Linked DNA regions of Homo sapiens: region 2 is linked to region 1. Evidence: chromatin contacts called from ENCODE Hi-C data. All regions are on one chromosome and are shown on one strand. The core of a region is the stretch at or near the end of the contact, and the rest is flanking DNA. Distances in the headings are between cores, read along the strand shown.

Evidence for each region. Hi-C counts contacts between places; a loop is a spot of excess contacts on that map. Pooled maps may share reads with other maps.
Region 2: a loop to region 1 is called in a map of heart left ventricle, with 3 times the contacts of the local background. The contact joins the promoter of RARA here to the promoter of TCAP in region 1. A Hi-C loop is called at or near these places in 1 of 168 maps with a recorded cell type or tissue (heart left ventricle) and 1 of 50 pooled maps.

What each region holds. Positions count from the first base shown.
Region 1 is chr17:39,663,821-39,668,015 of GRCh38, reverse strand. TCAP (titin-cap) reads right to left here and starts at 2,667. Exons shown (of 2, transcript NM_003673.4): 1 at 2,547-2,667; 2 at 1,462-2,300. The coding sequence starts at 2,656. The coding sequence ends at 1,907. It overlaps STARD3 (StAR related lipid transfer domain containing 3), which reads right to left. Exons shown (of 15, transcript NM_006804.4): 15 at 3,815-4,195. RefSeq lists enhancers at 773-1,510, 1,511-2,248.
Region 2 is chr17:40,307,812-40,311,836 of GRCh38, reverse strand. It overlaps RARA (retinoic acid receptor alpha), which reads right to left and starts at 2,657. Exons shown (of 9, transcript NM_000964.4): 1 at 2,551-2,657. RefSeq lists enhancers at 1,461-2,344, 2,656-2,785, 2,796-2,965, 2,345-3,230.

The sequences.
Region 1 (4,195 bases), core at 1,418-3,917:
GAATTAGGCCCTTTCCCCAGTTTCCCCCTCGCAGCGCCCTCCGCGACGAGGCCCCAGACCCCGCCAGGCTCCCCTCCCTCCCGGACACCCGTCCCAGCACCCACCCTTCCCTTAGAACTGCCACACAACTCCCCCTCCCCGCCCCTCCTCCAGGCCTCTCTCGTCCGTTGCTATGCCACCGGGCCCTCCAGCGACACCCCCTCCCCACCCCGCCCCAGAAAGGACAGTCCGTTCCGGCCTCCGCTGTGGTCGCTCCGGGGGCCCCAGAGCAGGGCGCGGCACTGCCCGTCCGATGGCAGGCGCGATAGGGGAGGTGAGCTGTGCTAATGCACTTAGCGGGCGGAACAGCCGGGCCTCCCCTGCGGGCCCCGCGGGTTCCCAGCCGCTTATCTGGGGGCTCCCGAGGACAGAAGGTTCGGGTTCGGGTTGTTCCCGCCACTTCGGGGGCGGCGCCGGACCCGGGTGAGGGCAGAGGGCTTGGGCAGGGGAGGGGCAGGACGCATTCGCGGAGGGCCGCCGGGGCCACCGGGGAGCGCAGTCCGGGCCTTGGGGCCCAGCCGATTTGGGGTCCTGCGGATGTAGGGGCTCTGACCCCACTCCTCTCGCAGCCCACCCTCCAGCTTCCCTCCGAAGGAGCGGCCAGGCCAGGCATGAAGATTCTGCTCAGCACCCCAGGTTCTGGCTGTCAAAATGCCAGGGTCTCCCCACCTATCTCCCAGATGGGAAGCCAATTCTGCCTGTGGCATCTCCGTGGTCTTCCTGAAGACCCCTTCCTTCCCCTCTGGATGAGTCCCGGGCCCTTCTGCCCTGGGTAGGTCACCAGCCCAGCTCCTGCCACCGTGGGTTCCTGGCCCCGCTTGATGTGGGCCTCCTCCATGCCATTCCCTCCCCCTTGTCCCCAGGGGAAAGTCTCCTTGGGAGAGGCAGCTAGGTTGGGACATGAGTCACCACAACAGCTGCAGGGGTCACAGAGGGGAGCCTGACCCCCTAGCACCTCCAACCTTCCCTGGCTTCCAGGGCAGGGGGTGTGGAGCGAGACACAGCTGAGGATTGATTCTGTCTGGATTCAGAACTGAGAGGCAGGTTAGTTTTAGAGGTCACTGACCCCGTTCACACCCCGAGGCAAAGCCAAGGACAGTCCTGGCACCAGCCCCTCCATATTCTCCACGAGACATCATTGAAACAAACCCTGGATGCGGATGCCAGCTGGCTTGCTGGTTACCACCCAGTGCCAGGGGGCTGGACACAGAAGCCAGGACTGGGCAGCGGTCAGGGTACGGGAAGGAGACTGGAGACAGCACCCTGTTTACAGCTCTGTCCTGCCCCCACCCCCACCCCAAGTATGGGGTGTACCCATTAGCTCTGCCATATTTAGCTCAGATGCGGAGCCTGGTCCCAGAAGTGGGCATTGAGGGGACACCCATGGGCCAGCCCCCCCAACCACAAGGAAAGAGATGCAACTCTGGCACATGATTGAGCATTTATTGCGGCACTAACAGAGGGTGCTGGGGGCCCCACCATCCTTGCCTCTGCCCTTTTCACCTCCCCCTCCCTCCCAGCTTCTTCTGCCTAGAGCGTTCCAGATTCCCCTCACATTTTCCTGGATCAGGGCCACTCCTCCCAGGCACCTCTTGCCCTCACCAGTACCTTTTGTCCCTTCTCCTGGGGCTGAGGGTCCTCAGCTGTGCTGGCCCCCAACTCTCCACCCTTAGTGCCCACTGTCTCTGCCACCCTCCCTTTGGGAACTCAGGGGGCTCAGGCATCCTGGCCTCTGGCTCCCCCCTCCCCTAGCCCCCAACTCTGGGCAAACTACAAAGCAGCCATGGCCAGCAGCTCCCCTCCACAGTCCTAGCCAGGAAGGGCCCAGCCCAGGGCGGGCACAGCGGAGCCCAAGTCACAGTCCCTCTCAGCCTCTCTGTGCTTCCTGGGACATGGAGCGGGACAGGGAGCGACGAAGTGCACCGGGCTTGCTGACAGGCACCACAGGGGGCAGCTGCTTTGTGATCTCAGCCACCTCCTGGCGGTCCACACACTGGCCACCCAGGGCTGTCTCCAGCGCCAGCAGCTCCTGAAGCTGGATGGGGGTGTCCTCACGCTCCTCCTTGGTGGCGCCCATCTTGGCAGGGGTGAAGATGGGCAGCGGCAGTACCCGCTGGTAGGGCAGCTGGTACTCCTGCAGCCCACGGCCGAGGATGCCCATCCGCATCATCAGCCAGGGCGAGCGCTGCACCAGCACCTGGCACTGCCCCTGCTGGTGGTAGGTCTCATGTCTCTGGGTGTCCTCCTCATGCAGGGAGCAGCTGGGGAGAGGGGAGGGGCAGTGAGCTCCTGGGAGCTGTTGCTCTCTGGGCACAGGCTGGGTGGGGGGCTCCCCTGGGCTGCTGGGACCTGGGGGCAGGAAGGGTGGTTCCCCTTTGCTCTCCCCATGGGGCATTCTTCCTGCCCCCACCCCCAGAAATTTCTCCAGGGCTTCATGCTCTGGCCTCATGGCTCAGTGAGGGTGCTCTGGGGGAGCAGAGGCAGGGCTCTAGCAGACCCACACTCACCCCTCCTCGGGCCGTGTGGACAGTGTCAGATCCTTCCATTCTGCCCAGAAGGCCTCCCGGCGCTCACAGTTCTCCTCCGACACCTCGCAGCTCAGCTCTGAGGTAGCCATGATCACTCCTCATTCTCTCTCCCCTCCCAGGCCCTTTAAATAGCCCCCTCCTCCCCCTTCTCCAGGGGCTATTTTCGGCCCCTCTGGTGTCAGATGCTATAAGTAGAGCCAAGACTCACTAATGGGGGGACGCCGGACCCAGGGCAGGGGTTGGGGTACCTGGACGCTGGCTGCCCCCCGGTCAGAGGTCTGGGGTCCAAGGTCCTGGGGTCAATGCCTCCAGGTGCCTGACATTACTCAGACACCGTCTCATGCCAGCCACATGCCCAGCCTTGTGCCCCCCTGGCACTTGCCCTCTGCCCCACCCACTCCCCTTTGCAGGGAGGACAGCAGCTTGTCTGTAAACAGAGCAGGACCAGCAGGAACTGATGCCCCCTCTGGGCTCTGTACCAGGGCTGCCAGGTCCTGCCCTGGCTGTGCTCTCCTCTGCCTGGGCTCAAGGGCATATCCCCAGAAGGGAGAGTGCAACCACGTCCTCAGGCGCCTGCACCAAAGGCCTAGTGCCTAGTCCCCAGTCACCCTCACCACACCAGCAGGGGCGGAGACAGTCAACTTCATGCCTGGGAACCTGGGGCATGAGCCTTGGCCAGGTGTTTTCCTTCCCCATGGCCAGTGGTCAGGTAAGTGGTCTTAGGAGACAGGTCTCAGGAGACAGTCAGGCTAGTAGGGGTGGAGGGCCCCCAGTTCTACCCCAACACCTGTGTTGGGTGAAATGGGAATCCAGGGGCTCTGATGGGTGATAGTCAGAAGGCCTGGCTCCAGATCAGCCATAAATAGGCTGTGTGACCATGGGTCAGTCCCTGCCCCTCTCTGGGCCCCTTTCCCCACTTTCTGGCCACTGCAAGAGGACCAGAAGAGCTCTGGAGCCTGCCCGCTCTGATGTGCTACCTGGGAGGGGACTGGCTCTTCTTCATGGGGAGCAGGGGAGACAGATGGCTGTGGGGACAGTCCAGCACCCCAGGAGTAGCAACTCATGGTGCAAGAGGCTGGCAGACAGGTGGTGGGTGTGGGGGGATGAGGAGTGAGAACACTGCCGAGTGGACAAAGGGTGGCAGGAGAGGCAGTGACAGGGGCTGAGCTGAGGACCCTGTGGGGACGGCAGAGTACCCAGGAGCACGTGGGTGCAGAACTGCAGACTATTGATTACTGAGCACTGTCCCCGGTTCTTCATATCTTTTAATCTCATAACAACCCTGTGACATCAGTCCCATTTTCATAAAGTGGGAAGCAGAAGCTGAGAGAGGTAGATTCGCCCAGGGTCACACACCTAGGCAGGACCGAAACAGGATCCACCTGGCTCTGAAGAAGCTGGCTCTGCTGGAAGCCTGCATGCAGGCAGGCAAGGGGGCAGGCCAGCCGGGAGGGAGGAGGAAGGCAGGCAGTGGCCTGGCCCCGCCCTGCGATCCGGGCTCCAGGCCGCCCCTGGTGTGAGTGCCGTGCGGGGAGAGGGAATGGGTGAGTGGAGTCTGGGAGGTCCGGGGCTCCAGGTGGCCTGGATCCCAGAGGTGCCTCAGTGACCCTGAAGCTCAGGCCCCATCT
Region 2 (4,025 bases), core at 1,408-3,907, 640 kb before region 1:
GGCTACTGTGCCCCCACCCCTGTCCCACCTGGGATTCCTGACACCTCCCAGCCCTAGGGGAAGGCCCTCCCCACAAAGGAGGAAGGAAACCAGCTAAGCGACTCTCTGGAGCCCTGCAGGGGAGCCCTGCACCACAGGCAGGGAAACCCAGGAGTCCTGGCGCCCAGCCCAGAGACAGTGAAATATCTTGGAGGGGAGGAAACAGCCCAGATTGAGGCAGACATGTGGCACCCCCAGAAGCTCCCAGATGTGACCTACTGGCCAAAGGGGCTAGATGAGGCAAAGTGAAACATTTCTGAACAAGAAGAGAGAAGAAAGTGGGGCTATGGGAATGGGGTGGCGGGGGTCAGCCTGGCTCATCGCTGTCCTTTCCTCCTTGTCAGAGTCAGTGACACTGACATTAAGGTCATCGAATATCAACCAGGTCCTGAGGACCTTGGTGTGTTTCCTCCTCTCCTAGTCTCCAGACCCCAGCCTGTTCATTCCTGAGCTTCCTCTGGCACCCCTTCCTTGGGGCCAAGCCAAGTAAGAAATCAGCAGGCCCAAGGTGGTGCTTGGGAGGCCGGGGCAGTGCCAGGGGCAGTCCTCATACCATCCTCCCACTGGCTTCCCTCCTGCCTGCTCTTAGCCGCCACACATATCTCAGCTGTCGAATCCGATTAGGGCTCCTGCCCAGTGAGCCAGACAAGGAGGCCACTGGGCAGGGGAGAGAGAGACAAGGACGCCAAGCAGGGATGGCAGAAGGAAGGTGGAGACATGGCTCAGGGGAGCAAGTATGGGGCCCCAGAGGAAGAAATGCCTGGTGGAGAGATCTGTACTCTGTGACCACAGGTGCTCTGGTAACAGCTACAACCTGCATTAGGGGAATTCTGCAGTAACCGGGGCAATAGCCCTGCCTAGTTCCTCCATCCCCCAGATGGGCAAAGGATGGGGGAAGAAAACTAAAGGCGGAGAGATTGACCTAGATTTAGGAAGAGGATTCCATCCTAGATTCCCCCAGCCATTACTACCGTTTGCAGTGAGCTTTACGATACATTGTCTCTGTGGTTTTAGTGGCAATGTCCCTGCTTGCTACTGATAGCCATTTTTACAAATGGAGAAACTAAGGCTTAGCAAAGGGGAAGACCTATATAAACACATATAGTTAAGTAACCAGTCTAAGTCTCCAGTTCAGGCCTCTGATTCCTAGTTCACTGCTCACAGTCAGAATCTCTACTTTCCTTGTTGGATCAAGACCAGAACGAAGTCTGAAGCCAATTCATTATCCACCCTGTCCTCTAAAACCAACCTTTAGGGGACCCGGGGAGCCATGGAAGAATGCAGAGCACACCCCACACCTAGACAGAGCTACCAGATGGGGACATGCCACCCATTCCTATCATACATTGATTGCTAGAGGAGTTCCCTCAGTGTGACCAGTCTCTTCTATCACCCCCCTCCCCAGTCTACTACCCCCAGAAGCAAGACACACACTCACACATGGTAAGTCAGACAAGGTGTACACCCTTCCTGTAAACCCACCAAACCAGAATGACACGCCCTAGATCTTCAGAGAGCAGGGCCTGTCTGCCCACCACAGGAGAGAAAAATAAGCCACTGTAAACAGTAGGTGCCATCTAGCCCTCTCCCAGAGAGCCTGTAGCGGGGCAGAAGCTTGGGGACCTTGTAGCTCTAGAGAAACACCAGGAGCCTGAGATTCTGAAAGCCAAGAAGCTCAGGGAGCTGGCAAGGCTGGGTGACCTCCTCAATCTGGTCCACACCCCCTTCCCTAGCCATCTGGACTGAGCCTGTTCTGGCCTGGGCCACACTCTGGTATCCCTCCCCTTCAATGCATGCAGCCACCTCTATCCAAAGCTTCTAGATCTTACAACCACATTGTCCCTACACACACACACACACAGGTGGGGTCGGGGGGCTTCTGCAGCAGGTGTTGAAATGTTGACATGGATGGGGGCTCTAAGCTGAAAGAACTTTCCTAGAGGAAAAGCTCACCAAAATGCTCACAACCTCCACTACCCTCTAGCAAAGCCTTTAGCCACCCAAGTGTGAGATGAACCTGGAAGGGGACATTAGTTCCCCTACAAGGTGTGTAGGGAGTAGGGGCAAAGTCCTGAGCTCTTTGGGTGAGGAAGCAAGAAAGAAATCCCTTGGGAAAGCTCAGGTCCCTCTCTGGCTCTCTCCTCTCTCTGTTACCTCAGCACTTGCCAATTCTCCAGTCTAGGTGAGGTGGGGGAAGGGGTATTAGGCAATACCGCAAAGGAGGGTGCAAGGGCGTGGGGCCTGGGCAGACCTTCCCCCTACTCCCCACTCTTATCTAGAGAACGGGAACTGCCTCAGGAGAAATGCAGGAAGGGTGCTGGAGGGTGCAGAGGGCTCTGAGCTTTCAGACACCCCACTGTTCCCAGGCTCCCACCTCCCAGGACTACAGTGAGCGACGGGAGAGGAGGGATGGGGAAAGCCAGAACTGGCGAGAAGGAAATGGCTAGATCAGAAGCAGAGGCCGGGGTCAAAGGCGGCCAAAGAATTGGGAAGGGGTGTGCATGGTCCTACCTGCTCAGGTGTGTGCTGGCAGGGGGCCGATGGGGTTCCCAGGAGAACCGGGGAAGCCCTCTCAGCTCGATTCAGGATTCCCCCCTGCTTCTGGGTTAGGCTGCTGCAAGAGGCACGGGTTCCCGTTGGGTCCTAAAGCCCACTCGCCAACTAGAAGGCTCTCCCCGCCCTCTTCCACCAGCCAGCCCCGACTGGGTCAGCGGGCGCAGAGCGAAGGACTGATGGGGGAGAAGTAACCCACTGGAAGAAAGATGGGCGTCTGGTCATCGGCTGGGGACAGGAACAGTTCCCTGTCTCAAATACACAGCATATGGATAACTCGAGGATAGGATGACCTGAAACAGGAGAAAATAGACATTTCTTCCTGCCTGCCCTGAGCAGATGGATTTAGGTTTTGGTGCTGGAGGTGGGGTTAAGATCTCTTTCCCTGCCACTCCTGCTAAGGCATTCAGCTAGAGATTTTGGAAAGGGAGCATTCATTTTGGTTGGGCGCTCACTTCTGTCCTCTTCCTCATGGACTGCAGGAGTCCCTTCATCCCTCCCAATTATTCCCAAGGACCTAGGAGGCCATAGAGGGTGAAAAAAGATTTTCAGCATGTAAAAAGTGCAGGCTCACTTAGATGGCAGCTGGAAACAGGGGAAACATGTAGGACCAATGTATGTGTATCTGGGAATGTGTGGGGTCTGCAAATACACATATATAGGCAAGAGTATAAACAGGTGGGGTTAGGGAAGGAGAAAAAAACAAAAAAGAACTTTGGGTTACACCTATTACTGGAAATGGTAATTGTCAGTGGAAGAACAGGACGTAGAACCTAGAGGTCAACTAGTGCCCCTACCCAGCCCTCAGTAATGTCCCGAATCTTTATGACCAGAATAAACAAGTTAAAGAGAGAATATTTTCCTAGATACCATTTAGGATAAATATAGGGGCAGAGGGACCTCAATACAACAGATCAACTTCAAGGTCACTGATTCAGTTTAGTATAGCCAGTCTTCTCAGTAGCTCAAAAGGGAGAATTCAGGTTTGGTGGGCTAGATGGGCAAGAGAAAGCTGGATAAGAATTCTGAAGTTGTGGATTGAGAACATTTTGCAAGGAGAGTTGCACATATCTCTAGCAGCAGAGCAGGGAAAACGTCATGAGGGGAAGGGCCAGAGGAAGTCAGCGACAGACTTGAGGGGAGAGGGCATGGCCTCTCCCTAGAAGGGGAGAAGACACCAGCAATGCCTCCACCTCTGTCTTGCAGGAAGAACTGAGTAAAGGAGCTGGACTAAGGATGGAAGGCCCCAGGGTGGAGTCCATGGGGTGAGTTTAGGTCAAACCTTTCACCCTAATGTGCCTCAGTTCTCTCCCAGCTGTTAAACAGGGCTCTTCGTTCTTCCCAGGCAGTTAATGAGTGTTTACAAAAGGGTTTGGAGATCCTCAGATCTCAGCTGGGCCACCACTACAGTTATAAAGTTCAATAAGAGCTGA